2 separate regions of the Homo sapiens genome follow, and region 2 is linked to region 1. Evidence: chromatin loops called from intact Hi-C (ENCODE). Cell type or tissue: PC-9. All regions are shown on one strand. Links, peaks and the distances in the headings refer to the core of each region. The heading gives the core; the rest is flanking DNA.

Region 1 (6,828 bases), core at 1,243-6,242:
TGGCGACACTTTCTTGGACTTGCCCTGTTTTCAATGACCCTGACAGTTTTGAGGAGGACTGGTCAGGTATTTTGTAGAATGTCCCTCAATTGGTGTTTGTCCGATGTTTTTCTCATGACTAGACTGGGATTTGGGGTTTGAGGGAGGAAGAGCACAGAGGTGCAGGGCCGTTCCCTTCACACTGAATCAGGGACTTGCACTGTCAACAGGACTTACCCCTGCTGATGCTGACCTGGGTCACCTGGGTGACAGCGTATTTGTCAGGTTTCTCTACTATAAAGATACTCTCTTCTACTCCGATTCCACATGGTACCCTTTGAGAGCAAGTCACTAAGCATAGCCTCTAATTAAGGAGTTGGGGGTTACCCTTTGTCTTCTTAAGAACAGGGTATCTATATACATTATTTGGATTTCTTCTGTGTGGGAGATCTGTGTTCTCCCCCATTTATTTATTTAATCCTTTGAATCCAAATTCGTATGGATTCATGAATATTTATTTTTTACTTTGGGATAGCTATAATACAATTTATTTTTTGTTTTCTCGCTTAAATTGTTCCAGCTTTGGCCATTGGGACCTCTTTCAGTTGGCTCCTGTGTCCCTTGACTTAACCTCTTCAGTGTGTGTGTGTGTGTGTGTGTGTGTGCGCACGCACGTGCATGTGCACACACATTTATCACTTCCTTGCTTTCTGGCACTAAAAGATATTCCAGGTTCATCTTGTATGTTTCCTGCCCCAGTCCTGGAATCAGCCATTTCTCCAAGGAGCCCCATTTTTTACTGGAGAATGGCTATTAAAGGCCAAGTTCTGGTGCTAGGTGCTCTTTGCTACTGAGCAGGTTGCTTCTAGGCCCTCTCAGCTGACAGAACAAGAAGTTGTGCATGCATGCCAACCTGTGTGTATACACACATCTTTAGATATTTCTCTATGTAACCATGTGCATCAACATGGAGCTTATCATGAGTTCATACTGATGTCTCCAGTGCTAACCCATTACCCATGGATCATTCTAGCTCCTTCTCTTGCTTATGTACCTGGCATCAATCTAAACTTACCAAGACCTCTATGATACATTTTCATTTGGTTAAGTTTAAAAATATTTTATAAAATAGTCTACAAAAATGTCATGTAGTTGTTTATTCACTTAGACAGGGTCTTACTCTGTCGCCCAGGCTGGAGTGCAGTGGCACACTCATGGCTCACTGCAGCCTCAACCTCCCAGGCTCAAGCAGTCCTCCCACCTCAGCCTCCCAAGTAGCTGGGACCACAGGGGCATATCATCATGCCCAGCTAATTTTTTATTTTTCATTTTTGTAGAGACAGGGTCTTGCTATGTTGCCCAGGCTGGTTTCGAACTCCTGGCCTCAAATGATCCCTCCACCTAGGCCCCCCAAAGTTCTGAGATTACAGGCATGAGCCACTGCACCCAGCCCATTTTGGCTTTTTGCTTCTTATCTAAATATAGCTGTTAACAATGCCAAGTTTAAGGGTGGCTAAACAAGGTGGCAAAATAGCTTAACACAGCAGGAAAAGGGGGAAAACTGGAAATGCATTGGTACTTAGAAATTAGGTGGCAAAAAATCAGTGAAGTCTGGGATGTCAGCAAGAATGGTGGGGTACACAGCCCCATGGGCCTGTCCCCCAAAGAAACATTGAAAAATCTAACAAAACTGTCTCAACCAACTTCATCAAAACTTTGAAAAATAGGCAAAGGTTTACAGCAACCAAGCAAATGCTGAATCAAGAAAAAGGCAGGTGGGGTATGGTGACTCACACTTGTAATCCCAGCTTTTCAACTTTCAGAGGCTGAAGCAGAAGGATCCCTTGAGACCAGGAGTTCAAGACCAGTCTGGGGAACAAGCAAGACCCTACCTCTAAAAAAAGAAAAATAAGAAAAAACTTAAAAATGGTAGGAGAGCCTGGTGCGGTGGCTCACGCCTGTAATCCCAGCACTTTGGGAGGCCAAGGCGGGCTGATCACGAGGTCAGGAGTTTGAGACCAGCCTGGCCAACATGATAAAACCTGTCTCTACTAAAAATACAAAAATTAGCTGGGCATGGTGGCAGGTGCCTGTAATCCCAGCTACACAGGAGGCTGAGACAGGAGAATCACTTGACCCCAAAAGGCAGAGGTTGCAGTGAGTCGAGATCGCACCACTGCCCTCCAGCCTGGGTGACAGAGTAAGACTCTGTCTCAAAAAAAAAAAAATGGTAGGAGAGCCTGGTGATGACTCTGTCTGCCCTCCTCCCACCCCCCAATCTTGAAGGCAGCAGCATGTTCCTAGCATGGGACCTGGTCCCTGCTTCTGGAGGCAGAGCACACCTTACTCGAAAAGAAGTGGGTATTTATTCTCACCAGTCTGGTGGCTGCCTGAAGGGCTGCCACAGGCACTTGTCATTGTTTCACCTAACTCAGAACCCACTTGCTGCAGAAGAGTGGCAGACGTTGCTTGGAAACATTGTAAGGCAAATAACTTGCAGCTTCCTGGAGCTAAAAATTATAGTTGAGGCAAACAATGAAGCACTGAAAGCTCTGGAAGAAAAACTGAGGAGAGAGATGCTTTTGGAAATTAGGGCATTCAAAAGTACCTGTGGATATCGGGAAATGTAGAAAGCACCATACATGCGCAGAGAGCTTGCATGCTCAGAAAAGATCTAAGAAGACCTGAGCTTTCACCTGGGGCTGGTCTCTATGCTCAGTGCAAGTAGGAAGTGAAGGCTAAGGTAGAGCTGTGAAAAGCCTGGCTAAGCAATGAAGGAGGCCCCAGCACAAAGCCATCCACAAAACAGATTGGGAGAAGTTTCTGTTACTTTTTCTGTTTCTCTCTGTGTGTCTCTCTCTCTCTCTCTCTCTCTCTCTCTCTCTCTCTCTCTCTCTTTCTCTCGGCTTCTGAATCTGAGATGCCCACTCCATCAGGGAGGCCTGGTGTAGATGATAAGGATGTTTACAAAAGCAGCAGGCAGGAGGTGGCACCGAGGGTACATGTCAGGCTGCCTGTCCTTTGAAGGTGCTCTCGGAGGAGGAGGGACTCTTGGTGGTGCTGGGAGTGCTCTGGAGCTCCTGTGCTACTCAGATGTCTCAGCTTTAATCTCTGGAGATTGCTGTGGTTCACATGCCAGTCAGATGCTGAGTTGATCCTTATTCTATCTGAATGCTGTAGCTCCAGGGTGGGGCTCACCCCCATGGCCTCTGTCTGTGGGAGGCCAGGACAGAGTTGTTCATCCAGTCAAGCAGTGGGACTAGATAGGCCTAGAAACCAGCTCCCCCACTGCAGCAGACACAGACGTGGCCCAGGCCCAGGCACCCCAATATGGGGAACGGCCTTTCCTGAAGTTGGATGGGCATGCCTTTGGTGAAAGCAGTTTTGGGTTTTGATTTGTGGACACCTGGGAACGTGGGGTGGTGCTTGGCTGGCAGCAGCTGCTGCAGCCTCGCCGAAGGCATCTGCCTGGGGCCCTTGCTGAGCTGACACCACAGGTATGGAATGTCTCCCCTGCCAGTGTGCCGGCCACCATGAAAGCATAAGGAATTTCCAGAGGAAGCACAGTGGTGGGGTGTGTGGTTGGACTGTCTGCCCTGCACTGACAGTGCCTTCTGTGCCTGAACTTCACACATGGTCTCTCCATGCAGGAAGGATGTGCCCGTGGAACAGGTGACACACGCAGACAGAGAGCAAACCAAGAAGGTGGTGTACGCGGTGGTCTATGGAGCAGGTAGGCTGCGGGCCGGGAGCTGGGGTCTCGGGGTTACCTGTAAGCTGGCAGCTGTGTGCCTGTGTTTAAATGTGGCTGTGCCTCAGAAATCGTCTGTGAGTCCCTGGGTGTTGTTTATGCTCTGATGACACCTGCAGTCACCAGACACTGGCCAGACCACCCCATGCCTTGACCTGCTCAGAGTCACATCCAGCCTCTCAGGGGAGGCCGCGGAGCTGGGCAGGTCAAGTGTGACCAAGCCGTTGGCTCCACCCCTACACCATACCACTGTGCTAGGCACCACTGCTGTGCTTGGAGACCTTCGAGGAGACCCTCGTCCACACACATGCCAAGGCATTATAAAGTTAGATAGCCTCAAGGTGTGCAGCGCTTGGACTCATTGCCACATCTCAACATGCACCCCATCTCCCTAGGGCAGAGCTCACCCAGCTGGGCCATGCAGCCAAAGCACCCCAGAGAGGGCAGAGCCAGGCCTTGGGCTGGGAGCAGAGCAGTAGGGGTCCAATCTCAGGGGTAGCAGATAGGAGAAAGCGGGGCTAGGCCAGGAAGGACTGAAGGCCAGAGGTTTGGGCTGCCTGGGGCCTCTTCTGCAAGCCTCTCCCTCCCCTCCCCTTTTTGCTTCCCTTCCTGTTTCTGCTCCTCTCCCTCCTTCCCCCTACCCCCTAGCCCCAATACCCATGTCAGAGCAGGCCTTCTACTCTCTTCCACTCACCCTTCTTCTACTCTCCCTTGGACTCCCTGACATGGGCTGTCTGGGATTTTTTAATTCTTTTCTGGCCCTGGGTCATGCTGAATCAGCATGGCCTAGTTTCCCCAGCCAGCCAGCTCCTTCTTAAGCCTGTTCAGACCTCCTTTTCCCTGTGATCAGTTCTTCTTTGGGTAGCAGGGCTTGTGCAAAGACCCTGAAAAGAAGATTCACCATCCTGCCATGGAAACCCTTTGTTTATTCACAGAAAGGCAGCAAAACCAAACAAGCTTCAGTGGAAGAATAACGGGGCAAGCACATAGTAGATTGTCCCTAAGAGCTGCCCTACAGTCTCCATTGAGAATGTGGTGCCGTTGAACAAGCGTCCAGAGTGCCCCGCCCCAAAACTGTGGATGGATAGCTTGTCTAGAACCACAGCCAATCAGCCAGGCCAGCTCCAACCTCAGAGCTTTGCACTACTCTTCCCTCTATGGGAACACCTGCCCCTGTACCACCAGAACCCATCCCTCACTTCTGCAGACCTGTGCTCAACTCTCCCCTGTGCAACCTTCCTCAACCACAGTATTTGTTACCCATTTCTTAGGTAACAAATTGCCACAAATGTAGTAACTTAAAATAATACACACTATCTCACAGTTTCTCTGGGTGTGGGCATGCCATAGCTGGGTCCCCTGCAGGGGCTGCAGTCAGGGTGTTGGCTGGGGCTGTGATCACATCTGTGGCTTGACTGGGGAAGGATCCACTTTGTTGGCTTCTGTTTCTTTCTTTCTTTTTTTTTTTTGGAGACAGAACCTTGCTCTATCCCCCAGGCTGGAATGCAGTGGCACAATCTCGGCTCACTGCATTGAGCACAAAATTGGCTCAACCTCCAACTCCTGGGCTCAAGCCTCCTGCCTCAGCCTCCTGAGTAGCTGGGGTGACAGGCACCTGCCACCACATTCGGCTAATTTTTGTATTTTTAGTAGAGATGGGGTTTCACCATGTTGGCCAGGCTGGTCTTGAACTCCTGACCTCAAGTGATCTGCCCATCTTGGCCTCCCAAAGTGCTGGGATTACAGGCATGAGCCACCGCACCTGGCTGGCTTCTGTTTCTTGCTGGCTGTCAGCCGGAGGTGGTCTCAGCTCCTTGCCACATGGGCCTCACACCTTGGGCACCCACTCGCCTGTTCATGGTCTCATGCCCCAGCTCAAACATGAGTACCTCAAAGATAGGAGCTCATCACGTTAGCTCACTGCCTGGCACAGAGAAGACACAGGAACAAATTAGTGGACTTGGTGGTCTCAGCTCCACTTTTGAAAACATTTTGATTGTATACATGGTTTTTGGAAAATAGACTAAGAAACTTTGTTTTAAAGAACTAGGTTCTGTGAGTGACAGTAGTGTGACATTGGATTGATTCTCCTCAGAGTTGCTTGGTCCACTGCCTCCTCTCAGCCTCTTCTGTGCTGCACCCCTGAACCTCCCTGGGGCCTCTGTCTTGGGGGAAGGCATCACTCTGCCAAATTATATGAGAGTTTGTTGCCTTGCATCCTGCTGCATCTTGTGTTGCAAACATAACATTTGCTTCTGCTCTGCCGGCAGGACATCACCTCCCCAGTCCTGGGCCCGGCAGCCTGGGCTTGATCCCCAACCCTATCAGCTCCTGACTGTGTGGCCTTGTGCAAGGCCCTCCGCCTCCCTGTGCCATCTCCTCCTGGGAAAATGCTCTCATAGGGTGCATGGGGCCATACCTGGCACACAGTCAGCTCTCATCTCTGTCATCTGCCGTTACGTCTGAGTCCTACTTCACTTCTGTGCCATGTCAGTAAATGCCTCCAAGTGACTGAGCAGCTTCTGTAGGTCTCCTGTGGCAGCCCCGGCCTTGTCCCCAGTGGGGGCAGCCACCCCAAATCCAGCTAGGAGGGAGGGATGGAGAATGAGAGTGCCGAGCACCTGCCGTGGGGCAGCTGTCCTCCAGCAGGATGGATGCCCCCACCTACCCAGAAAAAGGTGGTCTTCTCTGCCACCCGTTTGGCTCCTTCTGGAGTATTCACTTTTTTTTTTTTTCTGGAGAGGAAAAGAGCTACATTTTGTAAATAAGCACTGAGTCATTAGCCATAATGTTGAAAAGGGTAATTTGGCTGCTTTTAGCTGTGACAGTGACAAGGGTTCCCACCCTGAGCCTCCGGCTCTGCTGTTCCCATTGTTCCGGTCTGGCTTGACAGCTGGAATTACTGTGTATCCACTGCTGTGGGCTTAGGCTGGTCTCTGTTCTCCTTGTGTTTGAAACTTTGTCACATGAGCTGGGACTGAGGAAGCCAGTCAACTTGCCAGGCCTCCCAGGCTGCTGGGGCGCTTTGGAAACTCCATAGAGGAGCTTTGCACCTACCAGCTTTCAGCGGATTGTAGTGACGTGTTTTCACATAACAT
Region 2 (6,828 bases), core at 1,125-6,124, 47 kb after region 1:
GCTACCCAGGAGGCTGAGGTGGGAGGATCCCTTGAGCCCACATGTTCAAAGCTGCAGTGAGCTATGATCGTGCCACTGCACTCCAGCCTGCATGACAGAGTGAAGCCCCGTCTCTGTCAAAAAAAAAAAAAACCATAAATAAAATGAAATAAAAAATTTTAAAATACCAGGAAAAGTATCTTTTTTTTTGAGATGGAGTTTTGCTCTTGTTGCCCAGGCTGGAGTGCAATGGCACGATCTCGGCTCACTGCAACCTCCGCCTCCCGGGTTCAAGCCATTCTCCTGCCTCAGCCTCCTGAGTAGCTGGGATTACAGGCGCCCACGACCACACCCGGCTAATTTTGTATTTTTAGTAGAGACAGGGTTTCTCCATGTTGGTCAGGCTGTTCTCGAACTCCCGACCTCAGGTGATCCGCCTGCCTCGGCCTCCCAAAGTGCTGGGATTACAGGCATGAGCCACCGCGCCCTGCCCAGTAAAAGTATCTTAAACAAAAGTAAGACTTGCTATGTAAATGTAAATGTTAAGTCAATATCTTCCTTATCCTCAAAGTTTCTAGTGGTTTAGAGAAAGAGATGTCCTTAGAAATGGAGATTTCCTTTATAGATGTCCATGTCTTTTACAGAGTCTCAACATAGCCAGCTAAACATCAGAAAGTTGCATTCTGGCAGACCCCTTTAGTGAACAGGGCACAGAAAGCATCTGCAGCGTTCAGGAGCTGCTGTTTAAATATGCGAAGAGCAGGCACAGCTGGAAGGCACAGCATCCAGATCTTTAAGTATCCAGGATCCCATCTTTACACCAAATCCCCAGTCCCCCAAGAGAAGAAACCCCATGGGACCGGGCCACACGGTGTTTCCACAGTGTGCCACGCTACGAAGACATTCTCCCAAGGCTGGTGGGTGACCCAACACCAATCAGCCCACCCCGTGATCAGCCCGTCACCCCAGGAGTCTTTTACCTTGGTGGCAAGACTTCCCATAGCCTCCAGGGGCCCAAACTGCACCTTTCTTATCTAAATGCACAGAGAAACAAGTAGCCCCTGCCATAATAACCATTCACTACAGCCGCTGCCAGCTACCTCCCAGTGACTTTGGGGATGGGCTTTCGCCAGTGACTTGTCAGCCATGGCACATGAAGGTCAAGTTCTCTCTCATAGTACAAAGTAATCCCTGGAACGCGCAAAGCCAAAGAGATCAGGTAACGCAATGCAAAAGACAGCAGAGCTTTCGGCCTGAGAGGGGCCTGCCCAGGACTCTCGAGACTCCGTGAGAAAGGCAGAAGGCCCCCAAAACAGGGTGTGCGTGGCCGTTTTCTGTGTTCCTCAAGAGGTCTCAGGCTGCTAGAAGTCTCCTATGTGGTACTGAAGATGGTACAAGGCAGGAGAAGCACAAGCAGAGGAAAACGGAAGGCGTCACAGAGGAGCCGGTTCTCAAGATTTTAGGCTTTCTAAAAGGTCAGTGACGTTTTACATTTTTCGCAGCAAACTCATGCCGACAAGAAAAGCAAACAAAGGGACCAAACTTATTTTAAAAGGGGTTTCAGTCGACTGAAAAAATCCCAGCAACAGGATCCAGGTAAGAAGTGTCAGCACTTAGGGAAGCTGAGGCAGGAGGATCACTTGAGCCGAAGAATTTGAGACCAGCTTAGGTAACGTAGCAAGACTCTGTGTCTGCCAAAACAAAAAACAAAACAAAACAAAAATACAGAAAGGCCTTTAAAAATGTGTGTGTGTGTGTGTGTGTGTGTGTGTGTGTGTGTGTGTGTGTGTAGCTCAAATTTAATTTTTTAAAGAGATGGGATCTCACTCTGTTGCCCAGGCTGGAGTGCAGTGGCACAAACAACTCACCACAGCCTCAAACTCCTGGGCTCAAGTGATCCTCCTGCCTCCACCCCCAGAGTAGCTGAGATGACAGGCGTGTGCTACCATGCCTGGCTAATTTTTAAAAAATTTTTTGTAGAGACCGGGTCTTGCTATACTGCCCACGTGGCTGAATGTTAGCTTTTAATTAGGCTGACTTCTGACCATAGAGCTCTTAAAAAAAAATCCCTTCAAACCTCTTATTATCAGATTTCAGTCAGGATAAACAGAAAGTAGGTCTTCCATCAGTCTGGTTCTAAAATCACCTTTTCCAACTGTGCACACAAATAAATTATTTTAGCCATTTCAAAGGACCCCCATTTCAGCCATTACTGCTGATGACCATCCCGGGCTATGTGGGTCCATTTCCCTAGATATTTACAAAAGGATGCCTCACAGGTGTTGTACATAAAACCAGCTGCTGTTTCTTAAGGCAGTTGTCCCTTAAAACAGTGCTCAGCTTTTGGTCAGGCGCCGTGGCTCGTGCCTGGAATTCCAGCCCTTTGGGAGGCCAAAGTGGGCAGATCGCTTGAGCTCACAAGTTCAAGACCAGTCGGGGCAACATGGTGAAACCCCATCTCTACAAAAAGTATAAAAATTAGGTGTGGTGGTGCATGCCTGTAGCCCCAGCTACTCAGGTGAGAGGATGGCCTGAGCCTGGAAGGTGGAAGCTGCAGTGAGCTGAGATCGTGCCACTGCACTCTAGCCTGGGCGATACAGCCAGAACTTGTCTCACAAAAAATTGTTTTAAGAAAGAAAAATAGAAAAGGAAAAGAATGCTCAGATTTTGAAGCTTGGTTTCCCATAATTTAGGAACTTTTCAAAAGTGACCAAGGCTGGGGATGTGTTTTGGGGTGAAGTGCGCTGCTAATGAGCCACTCCTCAGGGTGTCAACTGAGAGTCAGGGACTCTAGGTAGTGGCGTGACCAGGCCCTTATTTATACCTTTCCAGATAAGTGGGAGTTACAGAAATGTTCTCCTGTGAGGGGTGTCCTGTGAGGCCACCGCGCACCCAGGACAACAGTTCTGACATCTCTGCCAAGTCTCTGGTTGCCCAGAGCACCTGCATGGGTCGCAGACAGCAACCGACTCTTCTCTTTGGGGTGAGGCAACTCACCCTCATGCACCTTCCCACATAGGACAGACAGGAACTGGCCCCAAATGAAAAGACAAGTCTGAACTACAGGCAACGGGGAGCAGTTGAAATTGTTGTTGTTGTTATTATTATTATTATTATTATTATTATTATTATTTTGAGACAGAGTCTCGCTGTGTTGCCCGGGCTAGAGTGCGATGGCACCATCTTGGCTCACTGCAACTTCTGCCTCCTGAGTTGAAGCGATTCTCATGTCTCAGCCTCCCGAGCAGCTGGAATTACAGGTGCGTGCCACTGTGCCTAGCTAATTTTTTTATTTTGGGTAGAGATGGGGTTTCGCCATATTGGCTAGGCTGGTCTTGAACTCCTGACCTCAGGTGATTCATCCACTTTGGCCTCTCAAAGTGCTGAGATTACACGCATGAGCCACCGCGCCCAGCCCAGCAGTTGCAATTTTTAAAGCTTGCTGTGTAACTTTAGGCCCAAAGATGTGAAACCACCAGTGCCAGACTGGTGCCCATACCAGGCCCTAAACCCGTTGCCCTGAGGCAGTGGCAGAGAAGGCGGAGTTCTCTGTTTATCTGAGTCCCCTGTCCAAAGACAGAGACTGAAGCCCTCTTTCTGTTAAAAGCAGGTTTAAAAAACACTCCAAATAAAATCTAGATGTCAACCAAAAAGAAAACAAAGCTCTGAATTCAGGAGGACTCACCCCTGTGCACCCAGGAAACCTCTGGAGTGAGGGGAGCATGGTGGGTTCCTGCTCATACCACCCCCAAGTCCTGGAAGGAGCCCCAGGTGGTCAGGGAAGAGGGTCACTGAAGCCTGCTGACTTATGCCAGATATGTTGACCTAAAGGGAAAAAACTGAGGCAAAATTAATGTGAAGTGGAGAGTTTACCGGAGCCAGGTTTGAGGACTGCGGCGCCGGGGCACAGGGTCAGGGCAACCCTTTAGGTTCACGCCTTCCAGGGAGGCAACGTGGGTCATGGACAATCTCGAAGGAACTCGCTGATCCATTCAACAACCCCTGCACCCGACGCTCAAGTGCTGACCAGGGTCCCTGCCCAGCCACAGGGGCAGCTCCGCAGTGTCGTCCTAAGGTCGGCCACGTGGACGGCAGGAAGGGCGTCCCAGCAGAGGGATCAGCACGCAAGGGGTCCGGGCAGGAAAAACCAGGCAGTGGAGGCAAGTGAGGGGCTGGCGCGCCTGGAGAGCCAGGGGGCTGGAGGAAGATGAGGCTGGGCTTTGAATGGGGGCCTGGGGCTCCAGAGCAGAGACTGGGGGAACAGGCTGTCATGCTTCTGATGGGGGCCAGGAGAGGGGAGAAGCCATGGTCACTGTCCAGGAGCTCCTGAGCAGTGTCCCCACCCAGACCCCAAGGCCTGAGTGACCTCTGAGGAGAGCGGTCCAGCCCTTACAGGGCCACAGCCTCTGCCGGCCCCTGCCCTCTCCACCTCATCCCCACAGCCTCAGCCTGAGCCTGCCACTGCTCGGCCCCAGCAGCCAGGCCCAGAGACAGAGGCCTGCTCAGCACGCCTTGGTGGCCCTTCCAGTCTCCATCTGCAGACTCCCTCCCACCAGCCTGCCTGGCCTCACCCTCCAGCCCCTACAAGTCACCCAAAGCCCGTGGCCATGTGACCCCCAGTAGCCCTGATGGTCAGCTGAGGCCTGTGCTCCAGCCCCGGGTTCATAGGTACCTGGAAGGCACCAGAACACCGTCAGCTTGGAAGGGTCAGGGCTGGGCTCCAGGAAGCAGCCTGGAAGGTCTGGGAGACCATGGTACTTGCTCTGGGTGGGGGCTGGGGGGCCTAGAGCCCCTCCCCACGACAAGGGGAGAACCCCGTAGGCCACACGGTGCTCCCAGCGCCAGCAGCAGAGCGCCTATATCAGCCCCAGGCTGTCGCCAAGGGCCCATTTTACAGAGGAGGAAACTGAGGCTCGGTCAGGTCAGCCTGTGGGGCAAGAGCGGAAACCCAGACCTGTCGGTCCTCCCTGGCCGCCCACCTCCGCCTCTGTCTCCTGCTTCCCTGAGCGCCCTCCTCACCGGAGACCCCTGCCCCTGCCCCAGTTGCCCCCGCGCCCCGCCTGGCCCATGCAGGCCTCGCCTTCCTGGGAGCGGAGCGGCCGAGACCGTCCGGATTTCAGATGCCAAGCTGAGAGGCGCCCGGGCCTCCGCCGCTTGGATACTCAGGTTCGAGGAGGGCACACCCAACGCAGCGGACGTGGGCAGTGCAGCCCCACCCACGGCAGAGCGGGGACCCGCGAGCCCACGCCCAGGCCGGACTTGCGGGGTCTCCTCCAACGCCGTCGGGGCGCTCCTATCCCGCCGCGAACGCCCCGAGCCCGAGTCCGTGGGGAGGAAGAACAGGGGCGCGGGGAGCCGCCGAGCAGCCCAGGGGAACCCCAGGACGGCGCGGGTCTGGCCACGGTGGGAGGGAGCAGGGCGGGGTGGAACGGAGCTGCGGGTGAGACGGGGCGGGGGGCGGGCCGAGGTCTCTTATGAAGTGGAACTACAGACCGGGAGGCCAGAGGAAGAAGGAGGAAAAGCAAAACGGTCCCCAGGCCCACAGGGCGCCTAACGGGGCTCCACAGGAGGCCGGGAGGTGGGAGTGGCAGAAAGGCGCCCAAGGCCCCAGGCTCGCCCTACCCCGCATCTTCCATGGGAAGATGGCCCAAAACCACACCCCATGCAGCCCTGCGTCCCAAAGACCCCCAGAGCAGGAAGGGAGGGGCTGCGGGGGACCCCTGTAGCCAGCTCCTCCCAGAGCCCTGGCCCAGGCAGCCTCCCTGCAGCTTCCACTGGGGGAGCGCGCGGCCTGCAGGGGCGCCTGGGAAGAGCAGATCTCACCCTCCTGGGCTTCACAATCCAGTGTGGGGTGGCAGGGAGGAAAGAAACAAACACCCCGGGACCCCTCAGGGACAAACGCTTAGAAGAAAATGCGGGGCTGGGTGTGTCGGCGTGCGCTGGGGACCCAGCTACAGGCTCTGGGCTCTGTGGGCTGGTACCGGCACTGTGGGCCCCACTACTCAGGAGGCCCAGTGAGGAGGATTGCTTGAGCCTGGGAGGTTGAGGCTGCAGGGAGCTGTGATGAGGCCACTGCATTCCAGCCTGGGCGACAGAGCAAGGCCCTCTCTTAAAAATAAACTATTTAAGGAGGGACACAGGGCTGCAGAGTGAGGCCGGTCCCAGGGCAAGGGATGCGTCCCTGCAGAGGGCACATGCACAGGCCCTGCGGTAGGAAGGGTGACCTGCAGATGGACTGTGGCAGCAGCCGCCTTCCAGACAAGCAGACACAGTGTCCCTCCCACACGCTTTTCTACATGGCAGCAGGGAGAAGAGGACATAGGATCCAGAGAAAGGCGGCTCTGGGCTGGAGTGCAGGTGGGCAGTGGGGATACCCAGCGGTCAGGGAGGAAGGCAGGGCCCACAGGGAACACAGGGAGAGGCCCTGGACCAAGGGGATGCCCTGACACTGGAGAAGCTACAGACATAAGGGCGGAATGCAGGGAAGATCAGGGAAATAGCAGGTCCAGGAAAAGAAAAGGTGTCCCAGAAAGAGACTGCAGTGCCAGGTCACTGCTCGGCCATGCCAGGGTTGACTCATCCCTGAGTTGCTGAGCCCCTGGCAGGAAAGCTGCGCCATGGCTCCAGGACTGAGTGTGAATGCCACTGGCCCTGCCCACGCTTGTGGCCAGGCTCCCTCCGCTCTGCTCCTCCGAGGCCTTCCCCGCTCTTCATGGACCCTGTGGTCCTCTTGCCTTGCTTGGCCTTGGTGGCATGAGACACAGCTGTGGCTGCCCGGGACGCAGCTCAGTTCTCTTCCTGCTTCACAGCTGCTCGTCACCCCTAGGGGCCCTCTTCTCTCCTCTGCCC

What was found. Hi-C counts contacts between places; a loop is a spot of excess contacts. Peaks named below come from ENCODE experiments on the same cell type or tissue, not always from the same donor. Only the 100,000 strongest peaks of a DNase experiment are listed, where the experiment ranks them.
Region 2: it touches region 1 in a loop (2.5-fold over the local background); 1 of 110 quality-filtered maps calls a loop at or near these places.

The regions. Positions count from the first base shown.
Region 1 is chr4:2,092,735-2,099,562 of GRCh38, reverse strand. It overlaps POLN (DNA polymerase nu), which reads left to right. Exons shown (of 26, transcript NM_181808.4): 20 at 3,630-3,712. Among named protein-coding and RNA genes, the nearest start is that of NAT8L, 37 kb to the right of the region's middle. RefSeq lists enhancers at 5,777-6,277, 6,278-6,778. In PC-9, for the core only: no CTCF peak of the experiment used is centred there; a DNase peak (open chromatin) is centred at 3,472.
Region 2 is chr4:2,045,619-2,052,446 of GRCh38, reverse strand. No RefSeq gene overlaps it. Among named protein-coding and RNA genes, the nearest start is that of NICOL1, 7.0 kb to the right of the region's middle. In PC-9, for the core only: no CTCF peak of the experiment used is centred there; a DNase peak (open chromatin) is centred at 3,346; H3K27ac peaks cover 557 bases.